Linked DNA regions of Homo sapiens: region 1 is linked to region 2. The links are chromatin contacts, found by Hi-C in ENCODE. All regions are on one chromosome and are shown on one strand. Each heading gives the region's core, a stretch centred on a gene start or an enhancer-like site at or near the end of the contact. The rest is flanking DNA. Distances are from core to core; before and after follow the strand shown.

What was found. Hi-C counts contacts between places; a loop is a spot of excess contacts on that map. Pooled maps may share reads with other maps.
Region 1: a pooled map shows a loop between it and region 2 (6-fold over the local background). The contact joins two enhancer-like sites. A Hi-C loop is called at or near these places in 2 of 37 single-sample maps with no recorded cell type and 3 of 50 pooled maps.

What each region holds. Positions count from the first base shown.
Region 1 is chr15:69,666,396-69,670,952 of GRCh38, reverse strand. All of the region lies in intron 1 of PCAT29 (prostate cancer associated transcript 29), which reads right to left. Among named protein-coding and RNA genes, the nearest start is that of PCAT29, 76 kb to the right of the region's middle. RefSeq lists enhancers at 1,889-1,968, 4,477-4,526, 4,557, 4,047-4,557. Within about 2 kb of position 2,637, at least 9 of the 41 ENCODE cell types and tissues checked have a DNase peak (open chromatin) inside an H3K27ac peak, as active enhancers do.
Region 2 is chr15:70,667,501-70,672,404 of GRCh38, reverse strand. UACA (uveal autoantigen with coiled-coil domains and ankyrin repeats) reads left to right here. Exons shown (of 19, transcript NM_018003.4): 14 at 404-440; 15 at 1,314-1,366; 16 at 2,943-4,904. Among named protein-coding and RNA genes, the nearest start is that of SALRNA2, 35 kb to the right of the region's middle. Within about 2 kb of position 2,269, at least 2 of the 41 ENCODE cell types and tissues checked have a DNase peak (open chromatin) inside an H3K27ac peak, as active enhancers do.

The DNA.
Region 1 (4,557 bases), core at 1,388-3,887, 1.0 Mb after region 2:
CCCCTGGGCGTCTGGAAGCACCGACAAACCCTCAGCTCTCAGGGTTAACAAAGTCTGGAGGCAGGGCAGGGACACACAGACTGCAGTGTTCACAGCCACCACCCAAAGTGAGTGATGCAGAAACACAGTCCCCTGTGTGCCTATCAGCCAGATCCAGCCCCTACACACACAGGGCCCAGGGAGAGGCAGGCTTCCTCCAGGAAAGGAAGGCTGGGTCATAGTTGCTGGGGGTGAGAGGGCACCCCAGAGATGCCCCACAAAATGAGCAGGCTGACAAGAGTAATCCCAGTTCATATTAGGTACCCACTATGTGCCAGGCTTCACACTGGGCTCTTGACACTCAAAGCTCCTTACCTTACTGCACCTTCACTCAGCAAGCCTGAGACTCCATGGTTAGTACCACCCCATTTTATAGATGAAGAAACTGAGGTTCTGAGAAATAAACTAACAGCCTTCACTGTGCTAGGAAGTGGCTAAGGGGAGTTGGAGCCGGCCTGCTGCCTCTGCCCCATCCCTGCCTCCTCAAGGCCTAGAGTCTGTGCTGACCCTTTGCCGAGGTCAAGCCCAGGTCAGCTGCGTGGGGTGCAAGCAGGGACATGATCTCTATGATTGATGAGCTTACAGCCAAATTGCAGACACAAGAAAGCACTCAGGAAACGATTCTAGAGGAGGAGAATGTGGGGCTGAATAAGGGAGAAAAGCGCATTGAACTTGGGAGTCAGACAGACATGGGTTGGGACCTGAGCCCTCTGAACCTCAGTTTCCTCACCTGTAAAATGAGCATCATCCTGAGTCCTGCTCAAGGTGGTCCCTAGGCGCCCATGAGTGCTGGCAAATACTCAGCGTGCCATGAGCATTGTACGAATGTTTCCTTGCTTCTTTCTTAGCATTATTTTTCTATTCCTTAAAATAAGCATAGTAAGACTTTGGAGAAGGAAGGACTCCATGTGGCCTGGAATCGTCAGGACAGGTTTCCTAGAGGAGCTGGGACCTGGGCCTCCACTGGACTTGCTGCGTCTGATCTCAAGCAGAGCTGAAGGTGTCATTATTTGCCAAGTACGCCATTGTTCTGAGATTCAGTTTCCTCATTTGTAAATGGAGATAAGCATAACTAATTTACCAACAGATCACACACACAGAGCTGTCCAGCAGGATGGAAGGAAGCGAGGAACCCAGAGATTTGGGTCCAGTCAGAGTTCTGCCACTATGGTGTTACCCTAGGCAGGTCACGTTTTGTCTCTATGATTTTGTCTCCTCATCTGTGAAATGGGAATTTTTTATTTTGAAGTCACTAGGTGAGTCACTTCACCTCCCTAGAAGTTGCTTCCTCATTGGTAAAATGCCTGGTTGTAGCTCTCCACGTTTTTTTCTCTTGGGTTTAAAGCCCCTGTGGCTTGGATTCTAAGCTAGGGCCCACCCTGTCCCCATACCCTCTCCACCCACCATGCCAGCCAAGACAATACACCCTTGGGGAACCATGTTCAGGTCCAGAGAGAGAACAGAAATGCTTCTGGGCCATATCCTCTTTCCAGATGGCCTTTAAGAGAAACAAGAGGCACAGGTAACAAGGAGGAAGAAACTGACCTTGAAAACACTATGAAACATAAGCCAAACTCTCCCAGATAGCTGCTGGCAGGGTCCCCCCACCCCGGCCCCCATCAGCTACAGAGGCACTTCAGAGCACTTCCTGTCTCATTTGGGGCAGGGCTGGCCAGGATGCTCGTGCAGCCCAACCCCAGCCTGGGTAGGGTGCTCTGACCACAGGCCGGTCACATGTAAGGGCAAGCAGAGGACTATTTTTGATCAGTGGTTAGGAGCCAGTGGCAGGTGACAAAACATGGTGAGCGTGAGCAGCCACAAGTGGGCCCTGGGCTCCTGGGCATGGAACTCTCCCCACTCTTGGCTTCCCACTTCCTGGGGTGCATTTCTCTCTTACAGCCCCACCCCACACCACCACCCTCACTCAGTGGCAAACTAAACACTGTCCCTCCTAGCCAGACAGGGGTCTACACCTGGGACACCGTCAGTGGGGTGTTAGGGTTAGGTTGTTTGCCAAGTTCAGGATTGGGACACTCAGCTTTGAGCACCTCCTGCTATATGGAGGGCTCCTCAGAAGGGGAGGTCTGGAGACTTACGGCCTAATTTCCCTAGTCTCTAGAACAGAGCTCCACTTCCTAGGGAGCTTTCTCCAGTGCCCTCCCCACCATTTCCTCCAATATCACCTTCTTCTCAGGAGGAGGGGAAAAGGCCACAGGAGGAAGTAGAGGAGGGTGGGCAGGAGCCAGCTGGGGGATCAAGAGGGATCAGATGAGCACAGAGCCAGCTGATGGGGCTGCACACACCAGCCTCACCCTCTTTCTGCCTCTTCCCTCCTCCTCCTTTCTTCCCCTCATAGACGATAACTGAGCAGCTGCCATGTGCCAGCCCTGTCTGAGTTCCTGCGTATGCACATCTGCCTCACACTCAGACTCTGCACTCTGGCCTGCTCTCCTGCTGAGGCAGAGGGACCCTGTGGCGAGGGAGAGCAGAAAGAGCTCCTCAGCCTATGAAACTGGCCACTACCACAATTTTAGAAATGTGGTCACTGAGGGCCTGAAAAAAAGCCTTGCCCAAAGGCAATCCTCTTGGGACCAAGGCTCCTGCCTGCTGAGGCTGACGAGGTCCTGGCCAGGCAGCACAAATTCCATGCAGGGATGTCCCTGGGGCCCCTGCTGTGCACCCAGCACTGTGTTGGACTGTGGGGACACGGGGTGAGTCAGGCCTGATCTGGGGATGGGGACACAAACACACACAGAGCCAACTCACTCCTTGGTGCCTGAGGAGAAGCCCTGGCGCTGGAGGCACTTAAGAAATGCCCAGTGACCTTTCACACCACAGAGGGCACAAGCCCCCTGAGGTCCAGGGTACCATTGGCTTGCTCTGCCCTGTACCTGCATGTCAACATGGAGCCAGGAGCTGACCTCTGTTTTTGAATCATTAGCTCCTGAGTTGAGGGAATGTGGAGGAAGTGTCTGGGGGTGGGAGTCCAGACACTCATTCAGCGGCTGAGTGGCCCCTGTTCCACTTGGCAGCCCTAACTGCCCCCTCCCCAGCTTCCCCCTTTCCCAGCACCCTCCCACCAGCACCGTCCTGGGCTCCTGTTACTCAGGGTTCAAAAGACCGGAACACGAGCGATGGAATGTCAGGACAGGAGGGCAGAAGAGGGATTCAGGATAGACTAGGTCCTGCAGGGCCCCCACCCCCACCATGTGGCAGCCCAAGGGTATTGACAAGCCTTATGGTGAGCATCCCAGTGCTGAGGTCCAGAGAGGTACAGTGCCTTGCCCAAAGTCACACAGCAAGAAGGGACAGCAGTAGGCCCAGAGCCCCAGTCTCTGCTCTCATCTCAGACTCCACCCACTCTTGCACGCAGGTGGCTTCCCCAGCTGGTTCCACACGCTGGGTGGATGTCCAGGCCTAGCGTTCCTACAGCTCAGAGAGTGCCTGGTCGGCGGGGGGGGGGGGGGGGCGGGAATGGGAGGGTGCAGAGGGGGAACAGGAGAAAACAGAAAGTGCCAGTGATTCACATTTCAAAATGTCGTGTTATTCCAGGCGCTTTCTCGCTTTGCCACCACCTTCATCCACCCCCCACTTGCCATCTTGAGAACCGGCTGCAGGGTGGCTGGGGCGGGGGGAGGAGGAGGCTGAGACCATCATCTAAGGAAGCTGTGTTTCCACCCTGCCCACTGAGAAGCCCGAGGGTGAATGAGCAGTCGGATGAGCACCGAGCTGGGAACCAAGGGGCCTGGGTGCCAGCCCTGGCTTTGGAATTGGTTGTTGTGAGACCCTGAGCAAGTCCCTAGGCCTCTCTCTACTTCCTTTACATACTTCCCCAGCACGTAAAATGGGGAAGTGGGAAGAGTTTGTGGCTCCCACGACTAGTTGCATATCAAAGCAAAACAAAACAGATTCTTGGACTGCATCCCCAGAGATTCTGATTCTATATGTTAGAGATGAGGCCTGGGAGTCTAATTTTAAAGCATACCCCTAAACCCCACCCAACCTGGTGATTCAGTGCAACCAGTCTACCGAGGCGCGGTTAGAGAGTTCCTGGCTATATGCTTCCACGCGGTTTCCAATCATCTCCAGGACTTATTGACCTCCTCCAAAATGCCCTCCTGGATTTACCCAGCCCTCCCTGCCACGTCTAACCCTCCTCACTTCTGGCCTTGCATCCCTGCCCATACTCTCCTACAGCTCCTTAAAAGCATTTAGTCATTTGTGCCTGTGTGTGCACGTGTGTGTGTGTGTGTGTGTGTGTGTGTTCTACGTGAGCTACATGAGCAAGACGAACCTCCCACACAGCACAGAGGAAGTTGCTCAGCACTGGAGCCAGCTAGCCCCACATTTGGAACTGGACTCTGCTGTGCAAAGTTGGGTGACCCTAGGGAAGAGCCCCAGCCTCCCTGGGCCTCCGTTTCCACATCCCTTAGAGGGCCTAGCCAGACCCTGCCTCACAGGGCCACACACGAGACTCCACTAAGGTGGTGTACAAAGACTTGCGGTGGGGCCTGGGGA
Region 2 (4,904 bases), core at 1,020-3,519:
TAGGGTTTCTGCTTCCTACAGTGGTAAAGTAAAATGAGTTATTGACATGAATGTGGCCACTTCCTTCCTTTTGAGGTAAAGCAGTAGCAAACAGTAGTCTTTGAAAGTTGTTTCAGTTCATTTAGGGCTCACTTTTTTTTTTCTTTTGAGCAATAAAGTTTTTTCTTAAAACACTTGGCTGCTTTTATTAAAATGCTTAGTGAAGTACTTTATTCCCAGCTGATCTCTCTAAGTGTTGCTAGTGTTGTTTCTTTTTGTGGGTTTGAGTAGAATAATGCTCTGGAGAAACAAGAATGTCAAAAATGTAGTTTTAATGACTGCATGATTTAGAGCTAAAATAGATACAGAATTTAACAAAATGAGGCAGCATTCACCCTAAAATATTTTATGCTTCTGATTTCAGAGTGATCATTTAGGATCAGGAAGTCATTTCAGTAACCGTAAGTATAAAAGTATGGATTATCATTACAGTTCACCTAGTTCAAGTAAAGAAGAATGTTTATTCTTACTTGTTTAACTATACAGGAATAACTGTACAAGATATTCCTGCTGCTAAACTTCATCAGCACATGGAACTAGGAAGACGTTAAGATGACTATTGTAACTTCTAACATATTCTGATAATTACTGAAGCTCTGATTCTCCTTAGCTACCTGTATTTTAAAATTGTATATTGTATGAATTACCAAATTTGCCTTGTTGATTAGTAGACATAGACATTTGTCTTGTGATATTTAGGGTTCATTTTTTTATGGAAAGAACATAAACATAGTTTTCTAATTTGGAGAAATCGGTCTTAATGCAAGTAGGCATTTTAAAATTACATTTATGAATTATTTTTAGACCCTACATAATCTTTTTTATTCTGCAATGTTAAACAGTTTCTCTAGAAAATCTGTTTTTGTTTCCTAGTGACTATTAAACTATTCTCTCCTACAACAGTAATATTTATGCTATAAATTTAAATCATCATTTTTGTTTTGATTGATTATAAGATATATGTTTTATTATCATGTAGCCTAGTTTAAGAGTCCTCAATATTTCTGAAGTTTTAGTGATTCTGCTGAGAGAGAGCATAGAAAAAAATAAGAAAAAAAAAAACCAACCTAGTATCTGTTGTTCAGTAGATTGTAGGTACTTCTGTTTATAGAAATAATAAGGGGAAAATGGGTATTTTAGAATGAGGATACTTTTGTGTTGTACCTCTTGCTTCTCTTTTATTTGAATAATAAAGGAAATAACATCAAATTAATGTTTAGCCTACTTTAGTATGGATATTGAAGTTAAAATGTCATTCATTTGCATTTATTTAGGAAAAGAAGATATGCTTCTTAAACAAGGTCAGATGTATATGGCAGACTCACAGGTAATAACTGTTTTTTTTTTTAATTTTAAAAAACATTTAAAGAAAATTTTTGTGCCTTTATAAAGAGAGGAGAAAGCGGCATTGTACATTAAGTATATATACATAGAGTGAGGTTTTCATTATCAAAGACAAGTTGGTCCTGCTTTCTTGAGTTTAATAAAAACAGATATTGCTGTTTCTGGTGCCCTCTAGAGTGTTTTTGATGATAGTGGTTATAATAAGAGATTTGAATTATAGTTTCATTGCATTTGATGCTAAGTTTCTGTTCATTAACAGTGATTAGTTAACTCTTCATATTTGCCCATATAAAGGGGAAGACAGATATGAATAATCCAAAATATAATTTTTTGGTTTTTTTTTTTCCTCTTGATCCAGGGGAAAGGCAGTTCAGATTTAACTAACAGTAAATCTGTAGGGGTCTGCAGCAAGCTCTATCCTTGCCTCTTCAGAGGAAAGGATTCGGCTGAGGGGCAGAAGTAGGTTTAAGGCAGAGGGAGAGACCAAGGGAAGTTTTAGGGCAGGAGTGAGTTTATTAAAAAGTGTTAGAGCAGGAACGAAAGGAAGCAAAGTACACTTGGAAGAAGGCCAAGTGGGCGGCTTGAGAGATCCCAGTACCCTGTTCAGCCCTTGGCTTGGGATTTTTATGCACTGGCTTGGTTTTGGGGTTTGCATTTCTCCTCCCTTGATTCTTCTCTTGGGGGCAGGCTATCTGCATGCATAGTGGCCTGTCAGCACTTAGGAGGGGCCACATGTGTAGTGCCTTTACTAAGGTTGTGCACCTGCTCTCTAGGGGCTATTTTCCTTTACCAGTCAAATGCTCCCTGAAGAAGGTCATACATCCACCATTTTGCCTCTTAGTGCGCATGCTTGAGCCTGCTCACCCAGCTCCGGAGATCTTATCAGGAAGCCGCTGTCACCAGCTCCAGGTGTTTTCTGTCTATTGGGAGACTCTCTTTCCCTGGTGCTGGCTGTGACCAATCATTCTCTTGACAACTCTGATAACTAGCTGGGTTTCTTTTCGTGGTATTTTTATAATTCAGAGAATATTCTGTTGGATTAACAGTGAAGGTACGCAGAAGTCAAAAATCTTATTAGTTAAATCTATAATTCTATGAAATTATCTGCAAATTTAAAATCGCAGTACTTGTTTTTATTCAAGGATATGATGGTTTTCTTCAGAATTTAAAGTTCTAAGCACATTATGTACCATAAAACATAGAAATAATAAATATGTTTTGATAAAGTTGATGATATTCATGTGTGGGTAGGTGTTAATGAATGGGGGAAGAAAGACAAAATAGCACCCAGTAGCCATGGCCATTGTCCGTTGTTCTGCCAGAAATAGACTTACGTGAACAGAACTCTCAAAATGTTGTGAATGTATTAAGGAAATCATATCCAGAACTGTTTCCTTACCACAAAAATCAGCATTGTGATTTTTTTTCCATCTTACTGCCTAATCTGAAAACCCTTTGATTCCTGATGATGTGCTAACTTTCTCTAAGTTTGGCAAATAAGTATAGTAAATGTCTCATTTAGGCTTTTGTGATTGATGTCTTTTTTTTTTTCTTTTCAGTGTACTTCCCCAGGTATACCAGCCCATATGCAAAGCAGATCTATGTTAAGACCTCTGGAACTATCTTTACCCAGTCAAACGTCATACTCTGAAAATGAAATTTTAAAGAAAGAGTTAGAAGCAATGCGAACTTTCTGTGAGTCAGCAAAACAAGACCGACTGAAGCTCCAAAATGAACTGGCACACAAAGTGGCAGAATGCAAAGCTTTAGCATTAGAATGTGAAAGGGTCAAGGAGGATTCAGATGAACAGATAAAGCAATTAGAAGATGCATTAAAAGATGTGCAGAAGAGGATGTATGAGTCAGAAGGTAAAGTTAAACAAATGCAGACCCATTTTCTTGCCCTTAAAGAACACTTAACAAGTGAAGCAGCCTCAGGGAATCACAGACTAACCGAGGAACTGAAGGATCAGTTGAAAGACTTGAAAGTAAAATATGAAGGTGCTTCAGCAGAAGTGGGGAAATTAAGAAACCAAATCAAACAAAATGAGATGATAGTAGAAGAGTTTAAGAGGGATGAAGGCAAGCTGATAGAAGAAAATAAGCGATTACAGAAGGAACTTAGTATGTGTGAAATGGAGCGAGAGAAGAAAGGAAGAAAGGTCACAGAGATGGAAGGCCAGGCAAAAGAATTGTCAGCGAAGTTGGCCCTTTCCATTCCAGCTGAAAAATTTGAAAACATGAAGAGCTCATTATCAAATGAAGTGAATGAGAAAGCAAAAAAATTAGTAGAAATGGAAAGAGAACATGAAAAATCACTTAGTGAAATTAGACAGTTAAAGAGAGAACTTGAGAATGTTAAGGCCAAGCTTGCTCAGCACGTCAAACCAGAGGAACATGAACAGGTTAAGAGCAGATTAGAACAGAAATCAGGAGAACTTGGGAAGAAGATCACTGAGTTAACATTGAAAAATCAGACACTACAAAAGGAAATTGAAAAAGTTTATTTGGATAATAAGCTCCTCAAGGAGCAAGCACATAACTTAACAATTGAAATGAAAAATCATTATGTTCCTTTAAAAGTAAGTGAAGACATGAAAAAGTCACATGATGCAATTATTGATGATCTTAATAGAAAGCTTTTAGATGTAACACAAAAATATACAGAAAAGAAGTTGGAAATGGAGAAATTGCTACTGGAAAATGACAGCTTAAGTAAGGATGTAAGCCGCCTAGAAACTGTGTTTGTACCTCCTGAGAAACATGAAAAAGAGATAATAGCTCTGAAATCCAATATTGTTGAACTTAAGAAACAGCTGTCTGAACTTAAGAAAAAATGTGGTGAAGACCAGGAGAAAATACACGCTCTCACATCTGAAAACACTAACTTGAAGAAGATGATGAGTAATCAGTATGTGCCAGTTAAAACCCATGAAGAGGTTAAAATGACACTGAATGACACGTTAGCCAAAACTAACAGAGAATTATTAGATGTGAAGAAAAAATTTGAAGATATAAATCAGGAATTTGTAAAAATAAAAGATAAGAATGAAATATTAAAAAGAAACCTGGAAAACACTCAGAACCAAATAAAAGCTGAGTACATCAGCCTGGCAGAGCACGAGGCAAAGATGAGCTCGCTAAGTCAGAGCATGAGAAAGGTGCAGGATAGTAATGCTGAAATCTTGGCCAACTACAGAAAAGGCCAAGAAGAGATTGTGACACTGCATGCCGAAATTAAAGCCCAGAAGAAGGAGCTCGACACAATACAAGAATGCATTAAGGTAAAATACGCCCCAATTGTCAGCTTTGAGGAGTGCGAGAGAAAATTTAAAGCAACAGAGAAAGAACTAAAAGACCAGTTATCAGAGCAGACACAAAAGTATAGTGTCAGTGAAGAAGAAGTCAAGAAAAACAAGCAAGAGAATGACAAGTTAAAGAAGGAGATTTTTACCCTTCAGAAAGATTTGAGAGATAAGACAGTTCTCATTGAGAAGTCTCATGAAATGGAAAGAGCATTA